2 separate regions of the Homo sapiens genome follow, and region 2 is linked to region 1. Evidence: chromatin loops called from intact Hi-C (ENCODE). Cell type or tissue: Calu3. All regions are shown on one strand.

What was found. Peaks named below come from ENCODE experiments on the same cell type or tissue, not always from the same donor. Only the 100,000 strongest peaks of a DNase experiment are listed, where the experiment ranks them.
Region 2: a loop joins it to region 1, with 5 times the contacts of the local background. A loop is called at or near these places in 3 of 110 quality-filtered maps.

Annotation. Positions count from the first base shown.
Region 1 is chr14:69,004,379-69,006,878 of GRCh38, reverse strand. No RefSeq gene overlaps it. Among named protein-coding and RNA genes, the nearest start is that of ACTN1-DT, 26 kb to the right of the region's middle. RefSeq lists an enhancer at 811-2,010. In Calu3, no CTCF peak of the experiment used is centred here; a DNase peak (open chromatin) is centred at 1,018.
Region 2 is chr14:68,936,941-68,939,440 of GRCh38, reverse strand. The region is part of intron 1 of ACTN1 (actinin alpha 1); the gene reads left to right. It also overlaps the pseudogene BANF1P1. Among named protein-coding and RNA genes, the nearest start is that of ACTN1, 41 kb to the left of the region's middle. RefSeq lists enhancers at 1-265, 552-696, 475-769, 266-1,099, a cis regulatory region at 618-631 and a silencer at 475-769. In Calu3, a CTCF peak has its summit at 1,501; DNase peaks (open chromatin) are centred at 540 and 1,430.

The DNA of each region.
Region 1 (2,500 bases):
CTGGGAAATAGGCACCAATAATAGTAACAACATAATGGTGACAATAATGATAGCCAGGGTTCAAACAGTATTTCAATAATGTACTTATTGTGACGTAGCAGGCGCCTTGCGTACTTTACCTCATTTGTTTCTCACAGCAATGCTATGAGTGAGGTGCAATGAATCTCTCCATTTACAGATGAGAACACTGAGGCACAGGCAGGTGAAGTGGCCAGCCCAGGGCCACTCAGCGAGGCTGGGCAGGTTGTGTTCTGGACCACTGGCTTTTCTATGCTGCCTCTCCAACCCCGGGCTGCCTCTAACTTTGCAGTCCCTGGGTCCCCTCAGAACTCTCCCGCTACTCACAGCCCTAGCACTTGATTTGCTGAGGGCCTGCCCCGAACTGGGGAGGTGGGGGTGAGCAATAAATGTGGATAAGGGGCCTGGCCTGGCCCCTCCACTGGATCTCACAGTCTGGCAGGGGTGATAAGGCCAGAGTAGGTGGAATGAGACACAGAGGATGGGTGGAGGGCGGAGGTGGTGGGATTCACCCTCAGCCACCAATTGATGGAGAGATCCTAACCCTTGGTCAGCAGGCTTCTAAGACACCCCTGCCACCGTATCCCTTGAGGCCAATGCCTGAGGCTGGATCCCTGAGCCCTCTTTCTGCCCCCGCACAGTTCCTGGAGGAGGACCATGTCATGGTTAGGACACACGTGGGTTCAAGACCAGACACCTCAACTCTGCAGACCTGGTTTCCTCACCTATGACATCCCTCCTCGCAGGTTTGCTGGAAAGATTGAACCAGCTGGACACAGCCAGTGCCTGGAGTCGGCCTAGCATAGTGTGGGTACAGCCCTTCTCTCATCCTCACCCTGCACTCCTCCCAGCGCCCAGCCTGGCTGCCCAGCCACTTCCCAGCACCAGCTTTCCATGTGGGAATGGAAACTCTGAGAGGGACCACGTCTCTTTGTATTTCCCCAGACTGAATTGTTCACAGCTGGCAGCATGGCTGAATGACTCACCCCTCCCGGAAGGATGCCTGTGTCAACCCAGCAGCTTCATTCAGGTCAATGCTTATTCCCTGAGCACCCGGTAAGTCCGTGGCTCTCATCCCTGGCAGCACACCAGAATCAGGGGGTTTGGAAGTGGGTGAAGCCACAAGGCAAGGAAGAGGCAGTGGAATCAGGATCTCTGGGGTGAGGCCCAGGCATCTGCATTTCTTACACAGTCTCTTTCATAAGGTCAGCAGAGGGTCTTCGGTGTAAGACCAGGGTGTTTGCTTAATATACAGAGTTCAGGCACACGCCCACACCAAGTGAATCAGACTCTGGGGATGGGTTGTACAACCTGTTTGAACCCCTTTCCCTGCAGGATTTCTTTCTTTTTTCACAGAAAGGTTTAGAAACTTCCCTACTTAGAAGAAACCAGTGTGAGGAATAAATGAGCCCAGCTGCCGAAGGACGTACCCTTGGGATGAGAGGATGGCCAGGAGCTGGAGGAGGCAAGGGCTGAGGGCCGGGAGGATGAAGATGAATCTCAGCTGAGGGAGAGACCAATCTGGGCTAGGGAAGGTGAGGCTGGGAGGTCTCTTGGAAGAGGCAGCTACATTCCTCTCATTCCTTAAAGGTGAATTTCTGAGGGTAGAATTTCAAGGGGGCGAATGGAAAGGACAGGAGCAGTATCTATCTATATCTATCAATCTATTATCTATCGGTCTATCATCTTCCCCCAATCCCCTCCCAGTGTTAACCAGCTCACCCTGTGGCAGCAGGAGCCTCTAGAGCTGGGTGTGTTGGAGGTTGGTGTGTTAGACTGCTCGGGTTTCCACAACAAGATACCAGAGACTGGATGACTTGAACACCAGAAATCGATTTCTCATAGTTCTGGAGGCTGGAAGTTTAGGATGCCAGCAAGGCAGCTTTCACTCTGAGACCTCTCCTCTTGGCTCGTAGTGGCTGTCGTCTTGCTGTATGCTCACATGAGCTCTTCTGTGAGGGAGAGGGTGGTGAGGGAGGAGAAGATGGGGAGAGGGCAGGGAGAGCTGGGGGAAGAGGGAGGAGGGAAAGGAAGGGGAGGGAGGGAGACAGAGACAGAGCATGCTCACTCTCTCTTGTGCCTCTTACTAATCCTATTGGCTCAGAGCCCCATCCTTATAACTTCATTTAGCCGTAATTGCCTCCTTGAAGGACCTGTCTCCAAATACAGCCACATGGAGCGTTAAGGCTTCGAGGTAGGAACTATGGAAGACATAATTCAGTCTGTGGCAGTGGCTTCTCTGATGTCTCAGCTTGCTCAAAGGACCATGCTGGAACTCACAGCATCCTCCAGGGAGACTGGACCAAAGTGGGAAAGGGTGTGGGTGACTGTTGAGTCCCCCTCGTGCTCGCAGTTCATAGACTGACCTGGGGGCTGGGGGTGGAAGAAGCCTTGCCTGTGCCTAGGCCTCTGGAGACCCAGGTATAGGAATGAAGGAGATCGGGATCCAAATAGCACACAGGGCTGGCCTGGGGATCTCTGA
Region 2 (2,500 bases), 67 kb after region 1:
TTTTCACCATCATCATTCTGGCCCACAGAAGTCTTTACTGATGTGAGAACCAAGGCTCCGGGAGGCCCAGTCGCAAGTACTGGACAGAGCTAGCTGGTGGCTGGCAGTTGGGGTGGGCTCTTGGGTCCCTGGGAGGGGTGAGGCTGTGGATGGTGACAGATTGGCTGAGGCAGTTGACTCTCATTGGCGAGGAGCTAAGAGGACAGACCTGTTTCTTCACTAGGATCGTGTGTCCACCTGTTTTAAAGTGGCTCTGATTTCTCCTGGGAGCCCATAGGTTCCACCTGTACCAGGCAAGAAGGAGCTGGGCAGTCTGCCTTCTGGGGGGCCTTGGATGGCAGGGAGGCCAGATCAGAGTCTCATGGTGGCCCAGGAGCCCTCTCAAGCACGGTGCCTTTGTTAGGCCTCCCAGAAAAAGCTGCAGGCCCCCTGCTTCTTGGCCCTGGTGACCCTCTGGGTGTCTGGTGCTATGTCTTTTGAAATGGGCTGTAGATGGGTGTAAACCAGGAAATGCAGGCTCCACTCCCCCCTCCCCATCTCCTCCTCTTGGCCAGAGGCCCGTCTCAGAGTTCTCTCATCAGTGGGGAAAAAAAACAACAGGACTTCTTTCTTGCTCTGTGAATGATTAACTTTGATTAAATAGACAGTGGATGGGAAGTGAGAGCATGCTGACCGCTGACATTGACTGGGCTCCTGATGTGTCCAGGGTATCTTGCTGGCTGTTTTGCTTCCATTGTCATAATCTTCACAAAGTGGTGATGTTCTTTATCCCCATTGTAAGGTGAGGCAATTGACACCTAGACAGTTTAACTAAAGCCACACAGCCAGTGAGTGGTGAGGACCTGCTGGGTTAACATTGTTTAAGTGTCTGTTGTGGACACAGCACCAGGCTAAGTCTTTCAGGACATAGGGTCTAATTTGGTCGTCTTTCATTCTGTGCCATTGTAGGCCTTGTTATCCCCATTTTACAGATAGGGATCCTGAGGCTAGGATTAAATCTCCTGTCCAAGCAGACAGATGTAATGTGAGGTGTGGGCTGGCACTGGAGCCTAGGTCTGTCTTGTTCCAAAGTCCAAGGTGCACCCCCAGTCCCCCCTACTCTGAATCTCCAGGACCCCAGCACTCACATGTCCTGGGGACAGGCTGTTAGAGCAGTGCCAGGTCTCAGCAGAGGCCTGGTGGTTGTCAGCTTTTTCAGCAGCCACTCCCAGGTGGGTGGGAAGTGGGCAGATCTGGGTGGAGATGTTCCCGAAGACTCTGCTTTTCATCAGCGCATGAACCAGCTGACGGCTGGCTTTGAAGGGCTGGCAGTCAGCCCCTGATAAGTTAGCCAGATACTCCTATTTACCATGCCAGAACACTGGGCATCTGAGATCACTTCTGGGCAGGTCTTTGCTTAGACAAACCACCCAGGGCCCACGCCCTGGCCAGACTGGCCATACTTGTATGGGGGTCAGAGGGATTCCAGCACGCCCCCTGGCTGCACCTCAGTAACGTCTTCAACATCAGTGGATGCTGCAGAGGACTCAACGCTGAGCACAGGTGCTGGCCTGGCCTTCTCCAAGGACCCTGCTGGTTCACACACCCCGCCCACACAGCAGGGGGCTGGCTTGGGCTGGCAGGGTGCTTGCCTGGGGAGGCTGGTGAGTTTGTTTTTGACTCGATGAGCCTAGACCAGAGTCCTGGGTGCTCTACTCAGGGAGAAGAACGACCATCAGACGAGAAGCTGGCTTGTATAGGAAGCTGTGTACCATTTTCAGGAAGTGTAGAAGCTCATTTGGGTGATTTCCTGGGGTCACTTGGCCAGAGCACAGCCCTTTATCTTACCCAGTTAGCAGTTTGCTGTCTTAATTATTGGGGAGATGTGTGTGATTGCTGGTGTATCCTCATGTCCTGCTCCCTAATTATGACTTTCTTTAAGATTTTACACTGATAAGGCACTTTAAAGTTCTTCAGAGCCTTTTCCCTATATTATATCTTATTTTATTCTCAAACTCATTCTTTTAAATAGATGGGATAATTTTTTCATTTTTTATCTTTATTTTGGAAACATCCTTTTTCCTCCTCCATAATACCTGAGCCTTGTCCCACCCTTGCCAAATAATCCCAGAGAAATGGGAAGTCCTCTCTATCCTATCCTAGAGGTCTGACATAACAATTAAATGTATATATTCCCAGACAGACTTTTCTTTTTTCTTTTTTTTTTGAAAACCACTAACTTTATTGATCTAAAAAACTTTACAAGGACAGTGACTGTTCTGCCAAAAAAGGAGCCAAATGGTATCAAATGGACTGCAAGTGAGGGTGGGGGTGAGAGACGGGGCCAGGAATCCATGCAGGAAAGCTGATAACTGTCACCAGGGAATTGGCAAGGGAAAAAGGAAGGAGGAGGCATACAAGAGCGAGAATCCAAAAAAGTTGAAATGGTTAGGGGAGAAAACTCTCAAAAGACCCTGGAGTACATCAGAGGTGAGTACAATAGCAATCTTTTCCTCTGTAG